2 separate regions of the Homo sapiens genome follow, and region 2 is linked to region 1. The links are chromatin loops, found by intact Hi-C in ENCODE. Cell type or tissue: ascending aorta. All regions are shown on one strand. Links, peaks and the distances in the headings refer to the core of each region. The heading gives the core; the rest is flanking DNA. Region 1 overlaps PRDM16 (PR/SET domain 16). Region 2 overlaps PRDM16 (PR/SET domain 16).

Evidence for each region. A loop is a pair of places that touch in the nucleus more often than their neighbours do. Peaks named below come from ENCODE experiments on the same cell type or tissue, not always from the same donor. Only the 100,000 strongest peaks of a DNase experiment are listed, where the experiment ranks them.
Region 2: it touches region 1 in a loop (4-fold over the local background); 1 of 110 quality-filtered maps calls a loop at or near these places.

What each region holds. Positions count from the first base shown.
Region 1 is chr1:3,131,135-3,136,494 of GRCh38, reverse strand. The region is part of intron 1 of PRDM16 (PR/SET domain 16); the gene reads right to left. Among named protein-coding and RNA genes, the nearest start is that of MIR4251, 5.8 kb to the right of the region's middle. RefSeq lists enhancers at 15-536, 537-1,058. In ascending aorta, for the core only: no CTCF peak of the experiment used is centred there; DNase peaks (open chromatin) are centred at 876 and 2,604; H3K4me3 peaks cover 3,612 bases; H3K27ac peaks cover 4,768 bases.
Region 2 is chr1:3,353,578-3,358,937 of GRCh38, reverse strand. All of the region lies in intron 3 of PRDM16 (PR/SET domain 16), which reads right to left. Among named protein-coding and RNA genes, the nearest start is that of ARHGEF16, 98 kb to the left of the region's middle. RefSeq lists enhancers at 800-1,689, 1,690-2,581, 4,886-5,360 and a silencer at 1,819-2,113. In ascending aorta, for the core only: a CTCF peak has its summit at 2,287 (motif pointing left); DNase peaks (open chromatin) are centred at 1,016, 1,566 and 4,201; H3K4me3 peaks cover 2,575 bases; H3K27ac peaks cover 5,000 bases.

The sequences.
Region 1 (5,360 bases), core at 95-5,094:
CTGTAATTCAGGGAAACAGTGACACTGTGACACGGGAAGCCCTAGAGGGGGTCAGGCCTGGGTCCCAGCCCCAGCTCAGCCACTCTAAGGCGGGGACTGTCGGTCCATCTTTCTGGGCCTCCACTGCCTCGTCTGTAAAATGGACGACACCAGAGGTCCCCGGACAGCGGGTCTGAGGACTCAGTGCCTGGCGTGCCTCGCCGAGACCCCGGAGCATCGCGCGGGGCTGGCCAGCTGGGAAGTGCAGGCTGGGCAGGTTCCACTTCAGCTACGCTGCAGCCCCAGGCCCCCAACCCTATCAGCGGGGCAGCATCACCCCTGTAACGAAGGCCCAAAGCTGGTGGTCCCATGGCGAGGCTGCCCGAGACCCCCTTTCTTCCCAGGGGTGGCTCCTAGGCTGCTGGAGGAGCGTTCTGCCCCCAGCCCCGCCCCAGCCTGGTGTCCTGTGGCTCCCGGACAAAGCGAGCCAAACAATCTCCTCACACCTGGACTCTACTTCCAACTGCTGGAAAAACAAAGGGAGACGCCCAGGCTCTCCCCAGCCGGGCGCCCAGGCCGCCAAGAGGCCCCTGCCCCGCTCTGCAGCCCCAGGCTCTGTAGGCTGCGACAACAAGGAGCATTGAAGAGGAGTCTCAGGGGAGGGCGCAGGGAGACCCGGCCCAGGGAGCCACGGGGAAGGGACGGACGGTCTGGGGACGGCTGGGATCCAGCTCCGAGGAGGTTTGTCCTAAACAGTGTGAATACCTGTTTCTCGGGGTAACCCGACCCTATAATTACGCCTAAGCCCCAGCAGTGTGTGCGGGACCCACAATGCCAGTGCCCGGAAGCTGGGTGAGGAGACCCCTTAATTGTCACTGCCAGGGATGTCGCGTCAGGCGGGCTCGGGTTACCCAGGATCACAGCTGGTGTGTCACCTGCGGGCCACGGAGGGGGAGGGCTCGGTCGGGCTGGGACATAGAACCAGCGCAAGCCTGCAGCCCCTACTGGCCTTGGCAGCGGCTGCTAAGAGCTCCTGGCACGTTGAACTCACTGTGAAACCCCTTCCCAGGACGCCCGGAGCTCATTGTTTAACTCAGATAAGAAATGTGGGCTCTTGTGTTTTCTTTTCTTGAGAAAATGTCGGGCCCGTGGTCGGTGTCTGCAAGGCAGGAAGAGCTGGGTACGATGAAGGGCCTCACGTGGCCCGCCCTGCCCCCACCGCAGACCTCCCTGAGGCCCCCTACCCTGCCCATGGGGCCACCATGGCCAGTCCAGCCCGAAGCCAAGGGGTGGTGGCGGAGCCTGGGGCCGACTGGGCTGACTCGGGTTCACTGGTGGGGACCAGGCTGGACTCTTGGAGCTGCCTTGCTGTTTCCTGGGGTGCTCCGCAGCCCCCCAAAATAAAGAGCGAGCTCCCGAGGAAAGTGCCCTTCCTTCCAGAAGCCCCTGACCCGGGGGTGGCACCTTCCAGAAGCCCCTGACCCGGGGGCAGCAGCACGCGGACCAGGAGGGCCTCCCAGGCCCAGCCTGCGGGTGGCCGGCAGCTCCCCGGCAGCTCCCCTACCAGGCCAGCAGCTCGGCCGTCTAATCCCCGGCTAATACCCGGCCCGATCCCCTCGCCGGGCTCTCAGGAGGTGGGCTCCCGGGTGTCCCACGCGGGTTCGGGTGGTCAGGCCCCTCTGCCAAACAAAAGGCCGCCTGTTTGCCGCCTCTGCCTCAGCTAGGCTTAAGGACATTTTTGTCATTTTTGACCAGCTAATGTCTTGGAAAAGAAAAATAAGTTGTCTAATCGCTTTAAGTTTAATCTTCACTTTCTGAACACTCTAGGTGCCGATGTTGACTTTTCTGGACCAATTAGGTCAAGGTCCTTCAAGCCGCCACGGTTAACTCCGGAGCTTTTCACGGTTCTTTTTCCTATTTCCCCTTCCAGGGGGAGGCGGGCTCCACGCGCCCTCGGAGTAGGTCTAAGCAGGACGGGGCTTCCCAGGAGTGCACAAGGGTGCGAGTTCTGATGCCAGAGGCTGTGCGGGAGGGGAGGGCAGGAGGGGGTGATGGGCATGAGCGTGGCCCCTCGGCCCCAACTTTGGGGGCATCTTCCTGACTTTGGGGGCATTGGCCCCCGCCCAGCCCATGCCCGTGCCATGCCTGCTGCCCAACTGTCCGTCCCCAGGCCTGCGTCTCCTCTGCTGTCCACGTCCTCTCTTCAAGAATCAAGCGGGGCACTATGTTCCAGGGAAGCTCCGTCCCCCAGCTGAATGGCGCTCCGGACAGCTCCACACAATCCCCTCTCTGTGGGAGCCTCTGTGTAGAGGCTTCCCCTTCCCACTGGACATCAGCGCCGGGAGGTGCTGATCTCCAAGGTCCCAGCAGGAGCCCAGAGGTGGTCCTGAGCCCAGGCCTCCTGCTCCCGACACAGCTGGACGGTTCTGAACCCAGGTCTCCCACTCGTGACACAACTGGACACGCTCCCTGAACTGGACGCGCTGCCTGACCTTTTTTCCCCAGTGCTTTGCAGTCTTGGGGGAGGAAAGTAAAACTCTAGCCTCCTTCTCACACGTGTGTGCTTTGGGGCTGCTCTCAGATGGCCCTATGTTTGTTTTGAGCAAGGCGAGGTCCAACTTCCTGGAGGCCGATCATTTCTCCTGGGGGAAGGGAGGAACTGACTTATGTTCAAAAATTGTGCACAAATTCCCGCGGCGAAAGGCCCCTTGCCTGCATACCCTTGGCTCCCAGCAGGCAGCACGGGCCACTTCATGGGGCTTTCTCCCTCACATGAAGGGGAGATGGAGGAGCTGGCTCGGGCCCAGCCTTGCCAGCCCCAGCTGAACCACTTCAGAGAGCCATTAACCTCTGCAAAACGGAGTGGACAACTTCCACGTGGCTTTCTGTAGAAATCAGATGGGACTGCAAGCAATGGCACGGCCCCTGCCAAGGTGGATCTTGGTAAGGAGGAGGGAAGGTCGCTGGGCATCATTTCTGTCAGGGGCGGCCGATTGGGGAGCAGTTCTGGACAGACCCTGCCCTCCTCTCCCCATCGTGCAGGACAGACAAGAGCCTGGGTATCATCTCCAGGTGGTTCCAGGGCTGTGGCTTCGGGAGGCCGAGCCCCATGGCTCTGCCCTCTGCTGAGAAGATCCCCTCTGAACACAGTCTTACAGGAACCTCCCCCAGGCCCACAGCCCCGAGGTGCCTCCCTCGCCCTGGGAGAGTCTGGCATGGTTTGCGGTGGGAAAAGCAACCCCTGGATTTTCCTGTAGGAGCCTCCAGAAGAGACATGGGCAGAGACCTCCCTGGTCTTCCTGCAGCTCCTGCCCTGGAACCTGAGTCTCCCAGGCATCTGACCAGCTGCACTCCACCACCAGAAGCCGGTTACCACCGTCCTTCGGGCTTTGTCCTGGAGGGTGCGGGGCTGGTGTGGACCACTCAGTCTGGCAGTGACCACCACCCAGTCAGAGGCACGGCAGAACGCACCTGCTGCACGGACGCTGTTTGAACTTCTTCAAAACGTGGTGCAGTGTTTCCTGAAGACATTTACCATCCTTGGCAGTTAAATACAGCACAGTGTCAATTACAGGTCCATCTTCTGTAAGTCTGGGACAGATTCACAGTATCTGTGTTTGCACGAGGCTGGGGTTCCGGGTGAGTGGACCGGCTGGATGGCCCTGCCCAGCCACCCTGACGAGGGCTTTTTATCTAACCCTGCCCCACCCAGTCCCCGGGGAATTCCTAATCAGATGTGTTCAAAAACTGCTGAACCAAATAAGGGTCACTTTACTTCCAACATAATTTCTATTTTAAATGAATCGTCTACTCTCTCTTGGGAGGCAGAGGTGTTGACTTCTCGGGCAACAGTATGAACCGGGTGGCTCTAGAACATTCTGGACCTCATGGGGGCTCCAGATCTGTCAGAGAGACCCCTCGGTAAGGAGGAAGGAAGGTAATGGGGGGTGGAGGGGAGAGCCATTTGGAGCAGTTGAAGAGCTCCCTCTGCATTCCAGGGACTCAGGGTGAGGAACTGCCCATGGTGAGACCACTCCCTGCAGCCCATCTGCCTGGCCGGCCATGTGTGCCCCTCTAGAAGGTTCTAGAAAGTTCTGGAAGGCTCAGGCCTCCCAAGGGCCCAAGGTAGTGCTCTGACCAGGCCCAGGTCCCCTGTCCCATCCACCCTCCACCCAGCAGGCTCCGCTCCTCTGCTCACCGGACACAGAATCAGTTGGGCAGGGACCACATCCAGGTCCTGACACTTCGTAAACATCATCCAGATAATAACACGCTGGAATGGCAGAGTTTTCCTCTCCGTGGCACCGCCGTGTAACCCTTCATCCTGGTTCCAAATTTGCCTGTGCAGCCCTGAATGCAGACTGCAAACCCCAAACTCAGATAAATACGTCTAAACCTTTAAAAAGTGCCCCTAATGCCCCATTGAGCCCCTGATCGCTCATTTCCCAGCTATATAATTAGCACATAAAGAACTCTCTCCTCCGAATTAAACGGCAGTAATTGGGTTTTTTAAAAAAACTAATTTAAATCCTAAACCCTTTGAAAAAAAATTGTCATTGTTTACATATTAAACGGACTAGCATTTTAAGTATTATGGGGCTAATTTAACAGGCTTATCTAGGACATAGGCCCAGGAGGGAGGAGGAGGAAGGCAGTGGAGGGGAAGCAGGCGGGTCCCAGGAGAGCTGCCTGGAGACCCCAGGGCAGCGTCACTGCAGGACGCAGCCTGGGCCACGGCCTCCCCTGTGAGGTTTGCGGGGCCTGGAGCTGCGGCCTGCACCACACCATCACCTCAGCCTCAAATGGGGATGCCTCAGCTTATCACCATGCAGCGGACAGACCAGAGGCGTGACCAACCCTCGCTTTTCCAATGGCATGCAAAAATTTTGCTCATGGTTGCTAGAACTGTCATTATTTTTATTATTATTTTTTCTGCAGTACAGGCATAAAGAAGTATAAGAGTTTTAATTATGTCCACTTGATTTTTTTTAACTTTCTGGCTAAAAAATCCTTTGAAGTAAAACCCAGCAAGAAATGGGTCACAGCTCTGTGAATGGAACTACAAAATGTGAGCGAAAGCCATTTTGATAGGAACCTTGAGAAATGGACAGCCGCCTCACATTCCTTCACAGGAAGAATTAAAGGTTATAAAGCGTCCAGTCCCCCTAACTCAAACACAGAAACATAACAATTTTACAAAATAAACCTTTTTCTAACTTGAAGAAAACAGCTCCAAAGTTTTTCTCAAAGGCAAAATAAATGCAGACAACTGGACAATGACGAGAAATGTCTGAGAGAGAGAGAGGGAGTCTTGCTTTTCTGTGAGTTTAAGTATTTGATATGGATCATCAGGATGATGAAAAAAACGAAAACAACCAAAA
Region 2 (5,360 bases), core at 289-5,288, 220 kb before region 1:
TTCCTCATGGGAGCCGGCCATGGAGAACATCTTCACGGCTTCCCCACCTCCTCTGCGGCCCAAGAGGGGTGTCTGTTTTCCTCAAAATGGCTTGAGTTTGGAATGAGCTCCCTCCTCCCCGGCAGGAATCATCACACACTGTGACTTTGTGGAGACTGGAAGGAGGTGGGACTCACACACAGTGTCCTGGGTTTGGAGCAGGTTACTCAGCTCTGATCGCGCACACGTGGCGATATTTGTTCACGGGAGCCCCAGCCGGCCTGCTGCTCTGGGAAGGATGGTCTGTGTCGTGTTCCAATCGGAGATGTTTCTGAGCTCTTCGGAGAGGGCTGAGGGCAGGAGGGAGGGGTCCGAGAGCTCCTCTTCCGGCCCCAGTGGAGAATTCGGGGCTCTGCCTGGTGACGGGAAAGGGAACACTGGAACCTTATTCCAGCTGCATCCGAAGCCGCGGCTGGGAGTCTGGGGCGCAGCGGCTGCCTCTGGAGACAACACCTCCTCCACTGTGGGAGATTTTCTGTACCCGCCGAGGTCTTTTGCCATCAGTCCCCATGGCTGCCACCCACTGCCCAGGTCTTCTCCAGCACCCTCAGCCAGGGGGAAGGTCTCGCATCCAGAGAAGACCCAGTTCAGGACCTGCGTAACTACGGTTCCCCAGCAGGCAGGCTGGGTCCCCAGGAGGCAGAACCGGGAGTCTCATGGTGACTTTATCTGTGTACAGGGAGGAAGACAAACTTCCCTCCAAGGCCAGAAAGTGGCCTATTGCACCGTGTCTGTGTGGTCCACGTTGCCCTGGGCAAGGGGGTCATGGCCAGGCCCACTGTGTGGTTCCGGGATGGACCCACGCGTGAGGCCAGGCCACTGGGCACCGCCGTTAGCCAGGGCAGCCTCCTTCAGTGGTCAAGGCAGACTCAGCTCATGGGCGAGCATGTCAGTGAAGGGCACAGCAAGGCTCACGAGTGGGCCTCTTGCCTCATGGTCAGTGTGGGTCAGTGCTTTCGCTGTATGAGACCACAGGGTTTCTCTGCCTCACCATGGGGGACGATTGGGTCTGGGTCACTTCCTGCTGTGGGACCTGTCCTGGGCACTGCAGGATGTGGGGCAGGGCTCCTACGTGCCAGCTACCAGATGCCAGCAGCACCCCCAGAGGTGACAACCACAACCATCTCCAGGTGTTGCCAGTGTCCCCTGGGGGTCAGAGTGGCCCTGGGTTGAGAAGTGCTGCTGGAAGGCCACTGCTCCGGAGGCAGAGGCGCTCGCGGCCATGGGCGTAGACGACTGGGCAGGAAGAGGGTGGGTTAAGCGTCAGAACAGGACTGAGGATGATGCCCTGTGGGCCGGCTGCCCCTCTCCATCAGCACTGGCTGGGGGCCCGTGGGGGGAACGGCGCTTCCTGGATCAAGGGGAAGGAGGGGCGGATCCAGGGCTCTGGAAAGCTCTGACCCTGAGCCTCCTGGGGCCACTGGCCAGGCCCCGTGGTGAGACTCTCCATCCTGCCTGTCGACTGTGCTCCATTTCCCACGGCTGGAGCTGGAGACCCAGGAGGGAAGCACACGGCTGAAGGTTTTCCAGCTCGGGGCGGGGGGTGGGGCTGGCATTTAACAAGAGGCCACTAGGTGTATCCAGCCATGAAGAGCAGGAATGCAGCCTTCGTTTTCAGGAGGGCACAGCAGGGCCTAACAGTTAGGTCCCCGTTCATGGCCCAGGTGGAGGCACGCAGACCCTGGGGGCCAAGAGCCAGGTCCGCCCGCAGGTGGACTGGCTGCTGAGGCTTCCCAGGGCCCGGCCCCAGACAGCAGAGACAGGGCCGGCATGCAGCCTTCCTTGGGGCTGGGGGTCCTTCGCACAGCAGAAACTCCTTTTCTGCACCCGCCTGAGGATGGCAGCAACTTTCAGGGTCCTCAGTTGGGGCTGCTGTGGGCAAGCTGCAGCTGGGTGTAGCCTCTGCATCTGGACAAAGTCCAGGCAGTGTGTTTGCTCCAGGGTCTGTGGGATGGAAAGCAAAGCCACCCGGCTCTCAGGAGACTCGGCCCTCCCGCTGCCGGGATCCGGGGTAGCCAGCCGGCACCTGGGTTCTGAGGGTCCCTACAGTTTATCGATCCCAGAGCTGGAGATAAGGAACCGCCACACTGGCCCGGTCTCCAGGACTCTCACCTCTGAGCCTGGATCTGTCCCGTGCCCACCTTCCCGAGCTGCTCGATCTGCCCAGTGACTTCACATCTCCTGCTGTCAGCTTGCTGGTCTGTAAAGTGGGTTTAGAGACAGTGCCTCCTCCTGGGGCCGCTCTGGGGCAGGCTAAGATCATCTATGTGAAGCGCTCCTTAGAACAGCGTCCAGACACAGCAAACGCTCCATGGGCTGTCTTGGCAGCTGCGGCTTTTATTTTTAAATACTCTGCACCCAGGCAAGGAAAAGCAGAGCTGGGGGCAGCCTCCTCTGACCGTCTCCCCAACAGTGTTTCTCTGTTGGAAAGGGAGGATTTCAAATGCTTGCCTCCCCCACTCCCGTCTCCCCGGAGGGCAGATTGGGTGTGGACACGGCGTCGGACCTCCCTCCGCCTGATGAGACGGCAGCCGCACGTCCTGAGCAGACGGTCATGCATCAGGCCAGAGTGGCCGCCCTGGCCAGGGGCACTGTCACCTTTAGAGATGGTGGCTTGGCGCAGGGGGGCTGGGGGGGGCTTTGGAACAATTCCACAAACACCAGACACGTCGGCCTGCTCAAGCCCCCTGCGTGATTCATCTGTGCCCGCGTGCTGGTGTGCGAAAGGACGTGATTTGCTCAAGATGAGGGAGGTTCTGCTAACGCCCTCGTGGGAGTCATGGGAAAAGCCAATGGCACCGTTTCCAGAAGAACATGAAAGGTCTTGGGCCCTGAAAGCTGCACTGGGTTCAAAGTCCATCACCTGTCACGGAGGGGCCCCTCTGTCAACTTGTCACCAACGGGCCACTCATCAGGATGTGCCCAGAGGAGTGGGGAAAGGCGTCTTTGCTCACATTCACCTCAGATCTTACGGCCAGGGTGTTTGGGGGGTGTTTGGGGGAGGAAGGGTCTGAGATCTGCAGGGCACCCTGATTTTCACAGACACACAGGCTGGGCGGGCAGGACTGGCCTCTGAGCCAGCAGCCTTGTGTACCCCCACATGGCAGTGCACTGTCTTGGGGGCAAGTGGACCGCAACCCCTGAACGGTTCAGACCCTCAGGGTGGCGGCTGCACTTCTCCCGGCCCCAGTTTCTCATCTGTGTGGTCTGAGAGGTGCTGAGGGTCCGGGGCCACAAGAGTGAAGGTGTGTGGCCAGGATAGCGGTCCCCCCAGCAGGAGAGCACCCACCGTCGAGCGGATGCTGCCCTTGTTTTTATTGTTCTTGGGCACGCCTGGCTGTAGCGTCAGGGTCCCTGCAAAACTCCCTCCTTCAAACAAGAGCTGCAACCAGCAGAGCCCCTGAGACCTAGCTCCCCAGGGTGGCACCAACCAGTAGGGACTGTTTAGTTCAACCCCTTGCCTGGGAGACAGGAAAATGGAGGCCAAGCCCCCCGCCAGGCTGAAGAAATGGAAAGAGAAGCTGTGTTGGAAGAGCAGGCGCAATTAATTCGTGAGGTCAGATGGTGGGTGGGTGGGTGTGGCCATCTCCCTGCATTAGGCCCTTCTCACTTTGTACCTGATACCCCGGAGGCCTCCACTCTGTACTCCTCTCCCTCCCCCTCCTGCCAGGCCTCAGGCCCTGGCCCCAGATGCAGCTGCAGAGCCTGGAGCTCGGAGCTCCCCGGCACACCTTCAGGTCTGGGTGTTCTGTGGCCCACGATCCAATCCTCAGCACTATGAGGCCTGGTCTCAAGGCGAGAGGCCTGGTATCGGTGCGGGAGGCCTGGTCTCAGGGCAGCAGTCCTGGCTTTGTCCCGGTGGGTTCCCCCCTGGTGCTCAGCCACAGAGCACTCTACAGGTTTCTGCCTCTGGTCAGATTTCCGCCTCCCCCAAGCTCTGGAATGACTGACCCCACTCCCTTCAGCAGGTGCAGACCTGGCCAGGTAGCCCTTCATGGTGCGGCCCGGTCCTGCCTCTTCTGCCTGGGAACACAGGGCACTCTCCTCTGGGAGAGAGGAGACCTCGCCATCCATCGAAATGTCCCCTCCTGTCTGTGCATGACTTGGTATCAGGAGCCTCTTGCCTGGGTCAGGATTTAGACGTCCTGGTCCCAGCCTGCTCTGTCGTAGCCTTGGAGCTGGCACTGACTCAGCGAAGAGGAAAGGAAATTATCCAATAGAAATGGAACGCTCTGCAGACACCCCAGCAGCACAGAGCTGGAACACCAGACACCCCAGCCTGGAGAAGGTGGTTCTGAGCTCCCATGGCCCCTCTGTGACCTTGTCCACCTATGGCCAGTGCCTGTGGTCAAAGGGCTGAGGGCCTGGATGACCCCAAGGAATGCAGTGGAGAATCTGGTGGCAGCTCTAAGCAAGGTATTTTTTTTTTTTTTTTTTTTGAGGCAGAGTCTCGCCCTGTCACCCAGGCTGGAGTGCAGTGGTGCAATCTCGGCTCACTGAAACCTCTGCCTCCTGGATTCAAGCGATTCTCCTGCCTCAGCCTCCTGAGTAGCTGAGATTACAGACACGCACCACAACGCCTGGCTAATTTTTGTATTTTTAGTAGAGACGGGGTTTCCCTAAGTTGGCCAGGCTGGTCTCAAACTCCTGACCTCAGGTGATCCACCCACCTCGGCCTGCCAAAGTGCTAGGATTACAGGCCTGAGCCGCCACACCCGGCCTAGCAATGGTTCTTTATCTGCAGCGTCTCAAATGCTCTGCAGTCCAGAATCCACCACCATTTAATGTTTAATAGACATTTGTAATCGCTTAAGGTTTCTCTCTGGAATTCACGGGAGACAAGTGCCTGGACCAGGACCCGGTTCCATGGGCGTGGCTGGGCAGGAGAAAGCTACTGGGAGTCCAGAGTTGGCCACACTTCCCTTTTCTCTTGGGCCTGTGTGGGCTCAGCAGTGTTGGGTGGGCAGCCCTGCATCCACATGTGTGTGCCAAGGGCCCCCTTGGCTTCTAGAAAGACCCCCTAGGTCTACCAAGCTGCTCCCAGCTGCGCCTGTCATCACTACTGGCTCCGCTGGGAGCAGGGGTCCCCAGGGTAAGGCCTGGTGACAAGACACAGAGGCAGGAGTCAGGAGGTCCGGCCCCAAGTGCAACCCCCTTGGCCACTCTCTGGCTGCTTCGGCATCCCCAAACCTCCACCAGCCTGAGCTAGGATTGTCCTGTTCTCTCTGCAAAGCCTGTGGGTGCAGTGAGGTGGCCTGAGTCAATGGTTTGCCAACTGCCGGTCACACTGCGGGGCTGGACTCATCCCCTGTGGCCTGTGC